Regions from separate parts of the Mus musculus genome. Here region 2 is linked to region 1. The links are chromatin loops, found by intact Hi-C in ENCODE. Cell type or tissue: heart. All regions are shown on one strand.

The links. A loop is a pair of places that touch in the nucleus more often than their neighbours do. Peaks named below come from ENCODE experiments on the same cell type or tissue, not always from the same donor. Only the 100,000 strongest peaks of a DNase experiment are listed, where the experiment ranks them.
Region 2: a loop joins it to region 1, with 3 times the contacts of the local background. A loop is called at or near these places in 3 of 42 quality-filtered maps.

Annotation. Positions count from the first base shown.
Region 1 is chr8:128,487,454-128,495,453 of GRCm38, forward strand. Nrp1 (neuropilin 1) reads left to right here. Exons shown (of 17, transcript NM_008737.2): 12 at 444-503; 13 at 5,574-5,711. It overlaps Gm32643 (a long non-coding RNA gene), which reads right to left and starts at 5,532. Exons shown (of 7, transcript XR_003947627.1): 1 at 920-5,532. In heart, CTCF peaks have their summits at 1,091 (motif pointing left) and 4,461 (motif pointing left); DNase peaks (open chromatin) are centred at 908, 3,948 and 4,448.
Region 2 is chr8:128,264,005-128,272,004 of GRCm38, forward strand. All of the region lies in intron 1 of A930035F09Rik (a long non-coding RNA gene), which reads right to left. Among named protein-coding and RNA genes, the nearest start is that of Mir21c, 10 kb to the right of the region's middle. In heart, no CTCF peak of the experiment used is centred here; a DNase peak (open chromatin) is centred at 3,477; H3K27ac peaks cover 3,402 bases.

The DNA of each region.
Region 1 (8,000 bases):
ACACACACACACACACACACACACACACACACACACAAAGCTGAGTATAGTACAAGCTTGTAGGTAGATAATGGGTCCCTGGGACTCACTAGCCAGCCAATCTAGCCTACTTGTGTAACCCTGTTTCAAAGGAGCCAAGTGATATTTCTGACATGACACCGCAGATTATCTTCTAACATCCACATGCACATGCTCCTGCACACTTAATGCAAATCTTCACACACATGTAAACATACACAAAACATAGCATGCATAAAATTAAAACAATCTTATGGTAATGTTGTTTGAATTAGATAGACTAAGATTCAGTCAAATGTGATTGGTCCTGGAAGGAACTAAAGTAAGAGTTTTCTGTGAGAAATGTCTAGAGATGTGAGCTTGAAACATTGTTGCACACTGCCTCTGTTTTCTTATTTTGGTATGCCGCTGCTCTTATTTTTCAGGAGGCACCACTGTCCTGGCCACAGAGAAGCCAACCATTATAGACAGCACCATCCAATCAGGTATCAAAATCTAATGTGTCTATATTCCATGTACCCCTTCCAATCCCACTTACCAAAATAGCATCACTGAGCTTCCTGGCTTCAGTTGCTCTAAAGGCCTAGGAGAACAGCAAAGCTGTAAAAGCCACATGCTTTTGGTACCCAGTAAGCCCCAATGAACAGGGTTCCCTTCCTCATCAGTCATTGCTGAATGACATGTCCCAGCTACCCCCCTCCCCCCAGGGAATTGAGAGACATACTTTGTTTAATTACAGCACAGCTCTGATGTGGCCTGTGTTTGCAAACTAGAAGAAGGAAAGAAATCTCACAAGCCACAGCCTAACTATTTATTTTCATCACCATTCTGCAAAATCAAGAAGCGCAAAGTTTGTCTGTTGTGCCTGCCACAGAGTTGGCAGTTTTACAACAGCACTTACCACAAGACTGGCTCAGGAAACCAAGGTTTACACTGTGCCCGGGCTGAGAAACACCCTGGGAGCATCCCCCTTATCCTTTAGCTCAGAGGAAAACCCAAGGACTCTGTCCGCCCAACCGTGCGTGCGGGTTATCAAAGGCTGCCCTCTTTTGTTTTCTGTTAGTATTCTGTGACATTCTTCCCCACAGACTCACATGAAGGGAAGCAGTTGTATAAGCAACCAGAGGTTTTTTTTTTTTTTTTAAATACTTTAGAGTTAATCATTAGAGGAAGGTGAGAGGGTCAGCTTCCCAGATTCTTCCATTTCCTTTATTGAAGTTCACTCAGCCTTGGCCTCTGCAGTCATTTATTAATGGACCGTGTGGTGTGTATCGGTGTTTCCTCCACACTGACTGCCTCACAGAGGACTAGAAAGGACTTCCCTAATTAGCATGCTTCCTTAAAGGCCACTGTTACCATTGACCTAATTAAACTGTAAGACAAACTTCTTTGGAACTTTCCCCCAGTTTTCAGGAGTTCAGCTGACAAAACGCTTGCTCCCGCATCCCAAACCCCTCAGACGTTAGGCAAAGGAAATCCCCCAAATGCTGTGTTCCTGCTCATACCTGTTGTAATTTGACTTTAGTCACAGTGTCTGTCTGCAGATATTTTACTCTTCCCTGTCTGTTACCAGGAGGACGGCCCTGGTCTGCAAATGGGGCTTCTCTGTGGGGGTGAAGCTGTAGGACTATGACTCTCAATATACTGTCTTTGGCCCTCTATCAGAAGAGGATGAAGGGAGTATATGAAGTTGTGATGACGCCATGTACATTTTAGTTGCTCATCTAGTTTCTTTTCTTGCCAGAAGTGATTAGAAGCACCCTGAAGTAGTCTCTCTACTGCTTCGTTAGTCTCTCATCTCCTCTATTAAACGAGCATGGCTATCTTCAAAAAGCATGAAAGTGAGAGTCATGGTGACCACACCAGGAGAGGTTTTGATAACACATTTGCTTTCAACAGGACCTCTTGGTCATGCTTGTGAAGGTCTTATAAACAAGGGGCTGTCAGCCCAATCTTAGCATTCACCAAAGTCAGAGGGCAGGTGTACAGCGCATGAATCCATAAGATTTGTTACTACCACCATCTAGACAAAGACTGGTTCTAACAGCCTGGCTGATCATAGAGATAGACAATGTCTATATGGTTTCCTGTTTATTCCATTGTCTGAGTTATAAATCTGGTCTTCAGCTCCTCACTGGAGGGTCATGAACTGTTGACCTTTAAAAGCTATCTGTTCACTGCAACCTTCTGGTTAGGTCACTGCATGGGCCTCACAGAGATGGAATGTGCTTCCAGACAGAGGTCTAGCTCAAGGTGAGGCTGACCACACCTAAAACTTGATGCATTACAGGCCTCTCACACTTCACAGATGGCCTCAGACAGACCCTATGTCTTCATCAAAATTCTGTTTACCTGAGCAGTTACAAACTAAGCAAAATCTTAAGATTCTGTTTTAAGAACTGAGTGGGTATCTCAGTAAGTGTATGCAAGCACTTACCCCTGCTGTGCAAGCATGAATTCCTGAGTTCCATCATCAGAATCCACACAAAAGCAGAGTATATGGAGCATGCTCAGAGATAGAGACAGGCAGATCGCCATGGCTCACTGACTAGCAGGCTTGGCCTACATGGCAAGTTCCAGGCCCCAGTGAGAGCCAATCACAAAACACAAGATGGATGGTGCCTGAAGAATAACATTTGAAATTGACCTCTGACTTACACATAGATATACACACATACATGAACATGTGCATACACACACACACACATAGAGGAGAGAAATTTATCTTGAGGATTCTGATCAATACAAGAAACTCAGCAGGAATACAATATCCATATACTGCCTAGGTTGCTGTCATTAGAGGCATAAAAGGGTATTCATGCTTGGACAGACCCCTCTGTTTAATGCAGTTCTCTTTACAAAGGACTTTGACCCTCTGAGGGTCTTTCCACATCCTCACAGCAGCTCACAGTATGTTGGTGACTTATGATTGTGTGGGCTTCCATATCCCTCTTGCTTGGACTTTAGGACCAGCTGATAACCAAGCAGTGATCATACTAGATAGGAACCTCGACTTGAAAATTAAATCCTTGCTCACATCCTGTGCTTAATGACCCAACTGCAGGCAAGATCCTTTCAGCAGCACAGCTGGCATTTGCTCACAGAGGCCATAAATTTGTTTTAAGTTCAGAATATTGTTTCCTGCTATTTTTAAGAAGGGATTTAGTCCAATTATTACTATTGAATTTAATGAGAACTGTGCACAACTCCAGGGCCTGAGTAATAATTTAAAAGCTTAGCCATCAGGGTCCCTGCATCTTCATATCTTTCCTCTACTCAACTTTCTTCTCTTCTTTCTCTGTCTTTTTCTTCTTCTTTCCTGATCCTTATGCAGCTTTTTGGCTTTTTGTTTTTTGTTTGTTTTTGGTTTTATTTGTTTGTTTTTCCCTCTACAAATGTCTGTTGATACTTTGGATGATTGGTCACCTTCATATCCAAGGTGAATTGTCAGCACTGAATTCTACAATCCAGATCCCAGCCCCACTGAAATGCATTGATTTGTTTTTTTTTTAATTTTTTGGCCATTTCTAAAATGCTAAGTTCATATGCTTTACAATGTCATCAGAATGTTAGCCAACATAATGCACAGTGTGGTTTTCTGGGCCAGAGAGCAAATTTTATGTGTAAGCAAAGTAGATGGAACCACTTATGAAGCTTTTCTGCCCTTTTGCATATCGTACAAAGCAGACTGAAGAGAAAAAAATAAAAGTCAAAAACCTCACACTTTCACATCAACATTTCCTACCATGAGGTTACACAACAGTACATTCCGGGACAAGGATGTTGACTATGCCATCTGTGAAAGTCAGTTTTGCTGCCCAAGGGCAGTAACTTCAGGAGAGATTTTTGAGCCTCATGAAGTTCCACTTCATGCTTCAATATCTTACACATGAAAACTCCCTCTCCTTTGACACTCAAGCTGTCCTTTTGCACTAGCTGACTCTGTACAAATGCTCACATCATGTGACCAACTTCTCTTTTGGAACCAACTCTTCCCACCCTTTGAGAGGTCACATTACCTCCTGATTATAAGGACTTATATCCTACTTCCTTGTGATTATTCATAGAGCGAGTTCCTTCCAAAATCTGACAGTAGCACTTGAAAAAAAAATCCTTGGAAACCAAAACATGCATAGTAAATCATTCTTATCAATTTAATAAATCTTTCTATTAAAACCCCTCACACCATTGTTCAGTGGGGGGAGGGGCACTGGAAAGCCCTTGAAGAGCAACTGAAAGGACTTGAAGAACTTCATATCAAACACTTGGGCAAGTTAAAGAAATGCTAAAAAAAAAAAAAAAAAAAAAAGACGTGGTCTCTGTCTGACCCTAAGGCAGCCCATAATAGCATGCTTTCCTTTATTGTATGCAAGTCTTTTCAAGACTCCACTTCAGTTGGACAGACACCCATGATGTGGCTCTATCCAACTCAATACTGCCATCTCGTGGACTACTAATTTCAGGCTTGATCTGCCTGGGGACTGGACAAAGATCTCATCTTTGTGATTGTATTTAGCCTCTGCTGACTCCTCCCCAAACAAAACCCTATCACTGGTTCCTTTCTTCCTTCCTTCCTTCCTTCCTTCCTTCCTTCCTTCCTTCCTTCCTTCCTTCCTTTCTTCTTTTCTTTTCCTTCTTTCTTTCTTTCTTTCTTTCTTTCTTTCTTTCTTTCTTTCTTAATACTTCTGAACTCAAGACCCTTTCAAAGAACTGAGTTGAGTAAATGAAAGGCTTTCAGGTTAAGGATCAGTAAGGTCAGACGCCTTCCCGCAAATCCATTTATGTTTTCAGCTTCCAAAAGAAACATTTGGAAGATTTTAGAAAGTGTTGCTGAAAGAGTCGATGTTTAAATGAATTTGGGCTTTATGTGACCTCAAATTGAGGTTTTAAGTGCGGCGAACAATTGATATGCAAATTCAGAAATTCACCAAAAATAAAAAGAAATAAAAAGACTTAGTCTGAAATTAATTGACCTGATGGAAAGCACAGAAGAAAGAAAATAATCTCAGCAAAATGCTTCAGTCATTCCTTCCTGACACAAAGCTTGGGCCATCAGCTGGTGTGATGAGAAGTGAGACTCAGGGCTAGGCTTCCTGCCAACTTACATCCCAGCTTCAGACACTTGTAGCTAATCTCTAGTAAGATTTCTATCATTGATGCTTATCAATTTTTATGGTTCATCTTCAATAATATTATTGTTCGTATCGACTATTGTGCAACTAGGGAAAATACTTCTGATGTTTCATACACAAGCATCTTGGAAAGTAATCTTCCTGGAAATCTCACATAAACCCAATTTGATGAGCAATCCATAATCTTTCTAAAGGTGGACCCAAAACAGAAAGAAGAATGGTAATGCTAAATGTGATTTTGTAAACATTTTTGGCATGTTCATGCATCTGTTATTTTCTTGGTAATCTTGGGTTTGGTGGATTTTCCATAGCTTTAGAACAAATATGGAATTAAAATAAATGATGCCCATGAGAGTATTAATGGCCTTCCTGATCGTTGTGATTAATTCTTCCCTTATGTCTGTCTGTCCTTCCCCACTGAAGAGTTCCCGACATACGGTTTTAACTGCGAGTTTGGCTGGGGCTCTCACAAGACATTCTGCCACTGGGAGCATGACAGCCATGCACAGCTCAGGTGGAGTGTGCTGACCAGCAAGACAGGGCCGATTCAGGACCATACAGGTAAGAGTGCCACCATGGCTCCATGCTTGGCATATCTTTGGTTACCAGGGAAGTTTCCTGAAACCTATAACTTTATGGATGACAAGAAATACCAGTAGCATTCAATGATTTTTTTTTTTCTGGAATTGTCAAGGATTCTTTCCTTAATGGAAAGAGGCTTAGGACAAGAAGAGGAATTCTGATTGAGTCTGGCTATGGGTTGGCCTTCCTAAAAAACCAAGTGAGCAAGGAATGGGGGGAGGGGGTAACATGTGAGGTCAATATTAGATATATTCAGTGAACTTACACTCATTATATTTTTCCAAACTTTTACCAAGGATAACTTGAGCCATTTTTAGTAGTAGGGAGTAAAACAGCTTAAAACCAGACATGATACGTGCTGGCAGTCCTGGCACTCAGTAGGGACAAACAGGATCAGAAGTTCAAGGTCATCTTGGCTACACACTGAGTTCCAGACCAGCATGGGCTATGTGAGGCCCTGTCTCAGAAAAGGAATAACTGCACGGTGGACACGCTATGCATAGCCACATTCGTCAGTGATATCTGCATCCTAGACTCTGCACCAATGATCACCAGGCACAGTACATTATCCTGGTGCTTCTCTGATCCCCTGAAGTAAAGGGAGAACAGTGCGGGGTAAACTCTCTTACAGGAGACATCTCTCAACCTAGCCCATATTCTCCAGCTTCCATATTCCAGCTCTCAACCTGTACTTTCCTCCTACGAAGACTTACTGGACGGGAATAAGTACACACAACTAATTCAGTGTGTTCCTTCCCAACCTGATCCTGGATTCTTTACCCTACATGAGGTTCTTACACAGACAGACTTGCTACACACACCACCACCACCACCACAGCAACAACAACAACCAACCACCACCACACTCCTGAACTTTATTCAGTAGAGGTCTATCAAAAGACCCCTAAGTTGAATAATTGGGATCCTAAAGGACCCTCAAATTCTCACATGCCATCCCAGGGGGTGGCTGGCTTATGGGATGGGTAGGAGGTGCTCCACCCCTTTTCCGTTCTGCTGTTCGCTTTTACATGGTGAATATAAGCACAGAGTAAGCTAAAGAGGCCTCTTTCTGCCATGGACACCTCCTTTCCTAATGAGAGTGACAAGGAAATTGGATAAAATTGGACTCCTTCAATTCCGAGACACTTTCCATTGAATCTTAAGACAAGCGGTTTTAGAAAACTTAAAATACTTTGACTGTAAATGGCACTGTACACATAAATGGCATCAGATTAACTAAATGCAATTAGCTGAGATGAAGGCAGTAATGGTGGAAAAATGGATGCAAAGTGAAGTGAAATGGCTCAGTAGGACCTGACATTCAAAGAGGGTGAAAAGCTATGTTAGCCAGAAACAAAAGCTAAAAGGCTTACAGAAGCAGAGTGCTAATTGAGAAAATGAAGACATAGTTCCCGACCCAGAGTCTGATAAAGTGTTTGAGAGGGGAAACACCAGCACTTTCTGCTCTGGGAAATTGGAAGAGGAGTGTGTTTCTTAGATTCATGGTAGAGAAGTATGATTCCTTCGGACTATGTGACTTCTTTGTTCTCCCAGTTGCTGAGACTAACTGGCAGCTAGCTCTGCCTTAACTAGAAAGAGCCTCCCACTGCAAGAGAGAAATGGGATCATCTGAGACAAGCAGGCATGCCTGGCACGGAACTGTTAAAAAGGAACAGTCTAGATGAAAAGAGCCCCTGCCTGCTAACTCTCATGAACATAGGCACTCACGGAATTTTCACTGATTTTTTAAAAAAAGACTAGGACTCATTCATGCCAGAACTGGCTTTAAGTTCTCACTTGTAGCTGATGAGAACCTTGAATTTCTGATCCTCCCGCCTCCACTTTGGATTGCTAAGGTTATAGGCATCTGCCACAATCCCCAGATTTATGATACTAGAGAATGAAGCCAGGACTTAATGCATGCTAGGCAAACATTGCACAAACTGAGCTGCAACCCCTTCCCTGCACTTTTAATAGTATTTGGAAGCTAGGCACAGTGGTGCTCACTAGAATCCTGGCCCTCAGCATGAGGACCACAAGTTCAAGGCCAGCCCAGGCCGCATAGTGAAACCCCTTCTCAAAAACAATGATAATGATGAACTTTGCAAATTGGATGTGAAAGCATTTTTAAATTATTACTACTTAAGTAAAATTCCTAATTTTGAATGTAAAGGATTCCCATTGGGTTTTGTGCTTTTGACTATAGGAATAGATCTGTGTACCTCTTTATAACGGATTCCAGCCTCTTCCTTTGTTCACTGAAAAAAA
Region 2 (8,000 bases), 220 kb before region 1:
GGCCAACCATACTTCCGTTCCCCATTAACAAAACTCAAACGCAGGTGTCCGCTCTTGTAAGCAAAAGGAGAAAATCTTCCAGGGAGAGGCCATGGTGGAAATGGGTCAGGGAGAGCACCTATGCAGCCAAATGGAACATTAGTGATACAGAAATGAGCAGGACAAACCACACACCCAAGGGTGAGAAAACATACAGATAGGAAATTGTAATTCTGGCTAGAGAGCAGAGACTGCCTTTCTCTGGTGTAACAGTATCCTGTGATGTGTGGAGCATGCCTCCCTTAGAAGACAGTAATGCCCTCTAGGCTTGAGCATGAAGGGTCATAGCCAGAGAGGTAGGGATGGATAAACAGTCCCTTATGAATTCTGTAGTGGAAGAGAATATTCCTCATGTCTGCCCCTGAACCACCTCCTGTGACTTACTTCCCATTCCAAAGCAGTGCGAGACAAAGGTCTCTACCTAGGAGTGGACCTACACCCTACCTAACCATTGGAGGGCCCTCTTCTATGGTTCAAGGAGAACAGTGGGAAATTGGACAGCCAAGAAAGAACAAACACACCAGGAGAATGTAAAGCCACAGTGTTAATTTGAATAGGAATGGCCCCCCATAGACTCATATGTTTGAATATGGGCCCCAAGGAATAGCACCATCAGAAGGTGTGGCCTTGTTGGAGTAGGTGAGTCCTTCTTGGAGTAGGTATAGTTTTATTGGAGTAGGTGTGGCCTTGCTGGAGTAGGTGTAGCCTTGTCAGAAGAAGTGTGTTACTAGTTTTAGGGTTTCAAATGCTCAAGCCCAGCCTAGTGTCTCTCTCTCTCTCTCTCTCTCTCTCTCTCTCTCTCTCTCTCTCTCTCCCCTCTCTCTCTCCTGCTGCCTGAAGATTGGGATGTAGAGTTCTCAGCTACTTCCCACATTGTATCTGTGAGTCTGAGGCCACCCTGGACTAAAAAGTAAGTTCCAGGCCAGGTAAAAGAAAAGAGAGGAAAAAAAAAGAAAGAAAGAAAAAGAAAGGAAAAGAAAAGAAGAAAAGCTAAATGTAGAATTGGGGAGATGTCTCAGGCAGTAAAGTGCCTTCTGAGTTACCTAAGTTTGATTCCCTGGCACACAAAAATTTATACACATAAAAGGCTGGGCATGGTGATGTGTACTTGAAATCCCAGCATTGGGGGGTTGGTGACAGGAGAGTCCCCAGAGCTTGTTAGACAGACAGCCTATCCTACTCTGTGTACTCTAATCCAACAAAGTAAAATAAAACAGACCAAACAAGCAAAGAAAAGTGGCTAACTGGTGAAAGACAGCATCTGAGGCTGCCCTGTGGCCCCCATATGCACACAAGCATAGGCACACACACAAACAAAGATGAACTTGTTGGAACATTCTGATGGTTCGTGGAACACTTAGGTAACTCATTTTGAAGTTAAGTAAGCCTCAGAAAATGCAAAAGGTATGTGTGTCCAACAAGGTTCCACAGAGAGGCCTTTCTGAGCAGCATGTTGTCATAGAGATAAGCCCTTTGATCACCCACTGGATTTTCCAGAGTTTTCTGGACTTTCTCACCATACAGGGCACACCTGTACAATCTAACCCCACTCATGATTTCACTCCAGCCAGCAAGCCCCTACCAAGTACTTCCTTTGTCCTAGACCTGTGCTTAACTATGGTGGAGGACGGGGAGGGGGGGGGTGTTCAACATCAGACTGCACTGGGTCTTAGTATTTTGAGATTATAACACCTAAAAGTCTTACTTCCTGGTCTGCCCCACCTCTCGTGGAACTGAATTAAAAAGATTTTTTAAGGGATTAACTTCTTAAATATTTGTGCATTAAGAGGGCTTACACTTTCATTTTACTTAATTTTCAAGGTTATCTGGCTCTCTCGAAGATTTTAAAGTAAAGGGTTTTTTTTTTTTTCATTATAGAGGAATGGAAAATTTAAGTAATTATAAAAGCTTCAAAGTAGAGTGAAAGATGTTTGAGAAATTGATACATATAGACAATCTCCTTCAAGTTTCCCTCCATTTCTCTCTCTCTCTCTCTCTCTCTCTCTCTCTCTCTCTCTCTCAATGTGTGTGTGTGTGTGTGTGTGGTGCCTGAGATCAACCTCAGATGCTATTCCATAGACAATGTCTACCTCAGTTTTTTGAGACAGGTTTATTACTGACCCAAAACTCACCAAGTAGGGTAGATTACTGGACAGTGAGCCACAGCTACCCATTTGTCTCTACCTCCCAACCGCTGATATTACATAAGCATGTGCCACCATGATCATCAGCTTTGTATGTGGGTCTCTTCAGGCTTGTAAGGTGAGCTGCTTTACAAACTGGGCAATAATCCCCCACCCCCACCCCACAGGTTTATTGCTTTGACTCACAAAAGCTTTGCATACAGCCTTAGCGCTAGTTTTGTGAACCTCTAAAATACATCTGTCCACTGCATTCATGGCTAGATTGCCTTTCAGAGCTCAGCCCAGACCTCTTAGCTATAGTGCTGGATCAGCAGCCCTAGTCAACAGCTTCCCTCTGTGTGGATGCTTCAAGTGTGCTTCTGGCTTTAGCTGCTTTTGTTTCCCTGGGAAAGTGTGGGTGGCCCCTTCTGACCTCACTGCAGACCTTGGCTGTGTGTCCCCAGAAGCTCCCAGTGTCTGGCTATGGCACGTATTTACTTACTCTCCTCACCTGAGACTGCTGTACACTTGGTACTCCCTCTGTACTTTCAAAGTCACTCTTGTCCACTCTGACAGACAGAATAGCTATTTTCATACAGCTGTGTTTCCTCTACTGTGGAGATTCTGGCATCTGTTCTTCACTTCTCCGCAGCACTTCTCTTCCCTCCTCATCTCCAAAATCACAAAGATTCATTCTTTCAAAAACCAAAATTTAGATGGAGTCTGATGTACCCCAGGTGGCCTAGAACTCAGCATGTAACCAACAGTGACTCAGCTGGTGATCATCATACCTCCCCCTTCTGAGGGTTGGGACCACAGGTGTTGTTCACCACCATGCTAGGGGATTGGTGGGGTGCTGGGGGTGGAACCCCAGGGCTTCCTGCATACACTCTATCTACTGACCCACACTCCCAGCCCCTCCCCTCATTCCATGACGTTAGAATCAACAGATGCCCCAAGCTTCACGAATCATCCAAAAGCTCTGATCAGCCTGGACATATGCAGAAGACCCGATGTGGGGGACACACTGAAGGCATTTCTTCAGAGCTGATGGAGCAGTCAGAGTCAACTGGCAGCTATCCCCTCAGCCTCTTGCTTCCTAGAAGTGCCATCCCTCAAAGCTTCGCTTTTGATTATTTATTGTCACATAAACAGTCCAAACATCTATCAAACAAACAACCTAAATGTGAACCCTGTTTGTTTCCTCTGATCCCTTCTCAGCTGTCAGTAGCACCTCCCCTCTTCCCAGGCTCAGGAGCAGCAATCATCCATTATTACACTTCCTCCTCAGTCCCTGTTCATTCCCAAGGGGCTCCCCACTCCACTTCCTGAACAGCAATCCCACAAACAGAGCGTTTTCTTTCTCACTTCCCGCAGTGTCTCTAGTTTAGCCTAAAGTAATTTCCTGCTGGAACTGTGGAGAACCTTACCTCCCCACCACCAGCTCTCCCGCTTATCTCTTCACTCCTGGGAACCTAAGATTTTAGTAACAAAAATGTCTTATTTTCTCAGTTTCTCATGTTCCCAGCCCCAGATGTGTTCTATCCATGGGGGATTGTTTTTCTTTTAGATTCCCAGATTGGTTTCTCACTTCTCAATCATCTCACAATATGTATAGGACCTTCCTTTTAAATAAAATTAGTATTTCATAATATGCCTATCTTTTATTTTTTAGCTCATCATTCTTTTCTTAAACTCCATGCTGCCCCTGATATGAGTGGCTGGCCCCAATACCACAGCTCTATGTCAGTTCTTCCTTACAATTCAGAGATTCTCTGCATTGTAGCATATTGGAATTATAGGTTAACACACACACACACACACACACACTCATACAAACTGTACCATATCCTCTTCCAGAACTGTTTATTTATATACAACAAAGACTTATTTTGTTGCTAAGTCGTAAATACATGGTTTCTAAACACTGGTTATTTTGAATCACAACAAGCATGTCACAAGATGTGATCACTGCTATTTCTTTAAGAACACTTCCTGACCTTAGACAGGAAATGGGAAGTGGGCAGCCCTAGAATAGCTTTAAGGAAATACTGTGTTACAGAAACTACTGTGGGGATAACATGGGCCATTTCCTAGCCCAGGTAAAGGCAGGAGCAGAGGAAACCTGTCTCGGCTGCTTCACAGGGAGTATTCATACAAACTGTAAAGCGCCATTCTGTTTATTTAATGGCAGGACTTGAGGACCAGGGAGTGATTTGTCTAAAGTTAAGTGAGGGAGCTGGCTTGGTGCCTACTGTAAGTACGTGACACTGGACTCTTTGAGTCCTCGTCCTTGCACCCGAGTCTCTTCAATATGGTGTTTGCAGTAATGTTTCTGGTGGAAAAGCCTGCTGGGTTCCACAGAAGTCCCTGTTTCCTCTGTTCGAAAACTCATTGGCCCCTTTGTGGCACTGTAGAAGGGCTTTCTCTTACTATCTCAGGTGCTTGCCATGTTCATGTATGGCCCGGTTTTGTTGGCTTCTGTGCCTGATCACTTTGTCTTGTTGCTTCAGAGCTGTAGCTTGGAAAGTACCAAGAGCAGATCAGCTCCCTGTGTGGCCAGGAAATGAACAAGATAAAGGGCAGAGGCCCTATATTTTCCTTAAAGGGTGCACCCCTAACAGCTAGAAGACTTCCTACTACTTTTCTCATCTTCATTTCTGACCACCTCTCAAGGGGTGATCTAACCTTCAATCCATGGGCCCAGAGACATTTCAGATACAGACAAAAGCAGACTTTCTCTTTGGTTCCTCCCAGAGCTGGACAGTACAAAGATGGGTAGAAATGGCCAATGCTGTCCAATTATTACAACTCCATGCTATTCTAGAGACTGCTTCCTGTTTTAATATAGCCCTTCCTTCTAGAACATCCCTTAGAACTCTGTCATAACCGCTTTCACTGCTTAACACCTTGGGTTTGAATATGCAGTAGCAAAATAGAGATTTTTCACTGAAGCAGTTTCAAAGTCTCTTCTAAGACAGCAAGGAGCAGCGTGAGGCTCAGCCCCAGCAGCCCCAGCAGCCCCAGCAGCCCCAGCAGCCCCAGCAGCCCCAGCAGCCCCAGCAGCCCCAGCAGCCCCAGCAGTGTGATAGGAAGATGGAAGCACCCTCTGTTCTTTATGGATCACAAAGGCCTGAGCTAATTAGCGTTATTAGAAAGCCAATTAGACATACATTTTATTTCTCTGTGTGGTGGAAAGGGAGTATGCAGAAGCTGACTATGGAGGAGACACCTTTGCCTGTACTGTTGTGGACACGGTGTCTGGAGAAGACGGAGGGAAACTAGGTGGGGCCTGGGGGCTGTGAGATTCTCTTTCTTGAATATGAACTGGACCCAGTGCTCACACAGTCTTAGACTGTCTTTGGTGTACAACGAGCTTCTTTGCCTCATTCCCTGTTTTCCAGTGAGTTTCCCTTTTAGCTCATCTCCATTTTATTTTATTTCTTTCAGTCTTGTACTACTGGATCGTGTTGAATTCATGTTAAACACATTGTGGCTTGAATATGAAAAGTCCCCCAAGTAGTGGCACTCTTTTGGCAGGTTGTTGAACCTTCAGGAGTTATAGTTTTGCCACTGTGGGTCTGGAGGTACCATGCCTTCCCCTCCATGTGGACTGCAGTCTTCAACTGTGAGCCAATCCTTTCTCCCTAAGGTTGTTTTTGCAGTGTGCTTGGTCACAACAACAAGAAAACCCATACACCTCCTCTTTATCTATATTTGAGAACCATCAATCATTTTCATCCATCCCTCTTCCCATCCAGCCATCAAGGGGTTCTCAACCTTGTTGGATGCCCCTCTGCATCTCTATTAGCTGCTATATCTTGTAGTGAGCTTCAAGATTATTTCTGACCTTCCCCTAAGAATCTTTGACCAGTTATATTAGCTAATGGAAGCAAGAAAATCAGACTTAAAACTCTAATAGCATCTGTTATAAAATATATCACCTCTCTCTCTCTGTCTCTCACACACACACATCTAACTATGTGCATCCATCAGATTTTTACTTGTATGAACAAGCTTTCATAGCAATCTATGTGCTAACACAGCTCCGAAGGGAGACCCCCCCTTTTCTGTGAGTTGTTTTCTTTGGATTCATACTCAGTGTGCAGGCCTTTCTGGCTCTCCACTGGCAGTACAGAGGAAAAGTATTCATTTTATGCACTCCTTTCTCCTCATCAAACTCCATGCTTCTTACCAGCACTGTGTTCATTTTGGAATGGGTACCACAAACCCCTTAATATCTTCGTGGTCTAAAGACATCCCCTGGATTTCAGAAGTACTTACTCAGGACCTCAGCTCTGCTCTGCTGAGCTGGCTCAGCCCCTGCTAGCTGCTTTCTTCTGCTGTACAGTCTGGAGTCTCCCATGTGCCATTCTGGAAGCTTCATTGCTACTCCCTCAGCTGCTTTGCACAGCTCCAATCCTCATAACCACGGTCTTACTATAAAGCCTTACACTGTCCTCATCCTTCACTTGCCTTTGAGCAGAAGCAAGAGTGACCTCATTGGATAGGCCACTCTTTATGGTTACTCAAAGTAGATGAAACCGTCAGCACAGAATAGTCTAATAAAGATATTTGCTTGCTTTAGAATATGCTGTCACAGCCTTGTGTGTTCCTCTGTGCACATGACTATGCTCCTGCATGTGTGTGCCACTGCATATATGTGTATCTTTGTGTGTGACGGTGGGTGTGTGTCTTTCTGTGTGTGCCAGTATGTGTCTATATCTGTGCATTTGTGTGTGTGTGTATATCACTGGTGGGTATGCCTGTGTATGTGTCAGTATATGTCTGTGTGTGTATGTGTGTGTGTGTGTGTGTGTGTGTGTGTGTGTGTACCAGTGGGTGGGTATGCACCAGTGGGTGGGTATGCCTGTGTATGTGTTAGTATGAGTCTGTATCTGTGTGTTTGTATATACACGTATGCCTGTGTATGTACATCTCTGTGTGTCTAAACTCATGCATACATGTGTGTGCATATATGTGTATCTCTGTATGTGGCTGGCTATATGTGTATGACTGAGATTGTGTATATATGTCTATGTGTGTGCCAGTGGGGGTGGGTGTGTGCCTGTGTGTGTCGATCTGAGTCTAAGTTTGTGTGTGTGTGTGTGTGAAGGACATAATGTCAAGCTTTGTGTTTCTAAAAAAAAATGCCCAAGAAGTCACATTACTCAGAAAGTACAAACCAAGCCCAAGTCCACAGAAAGCCACATAGCTGATGCCCTGATGCTGTGTACACACTGGCTGCATGGATGACATTTATGCTGGCATTGCCTCCACCTTCTCCATGAGATTTGCTTCATCCATCTTTCATAAGCATTTCCTTGTTTCAATGTATCATCTGTAGAAATTCATTGTGTGTTTTTTTTCTGTATCAGGAGCCACTCAGATGCAACCTCATCTGTCACTAAAGTCAGCTCTTGCTTTCCACCCCAGGACATGGTGGTGTGCTCTTTAAGTCTCCCTCTGAGAAGCTGCAGTTTTCAACCACCCTGTGTTCATTTGTGAGCCTTTATTTTGTAAAGGAGCAGTCAGTGATAGGGTTTGGAGCCACTGCTGTCAGATCTGAACTTTGCTCTGTAAGCCCTGACCAGTGTGAAGAAGATTCCAGGAGACTCTGGGTTTCTTTGCTACTAACCAGAGGCATCTAGATATGCACCATGCTCTCCCTCCCATTCTTCTGTGTTGCCATCATTCCTTCCTTTGATTCCATTCTTCACCACGGGTTTGATATTGTGTAGCTCACAGTGATGCTGCTGTACATAGAGGAACATTTCTTCCTCCCCTCCTCAGTGAAGTCGAACTCCTGCCTATGGCCTTGAGTCCTACTGATCAGCT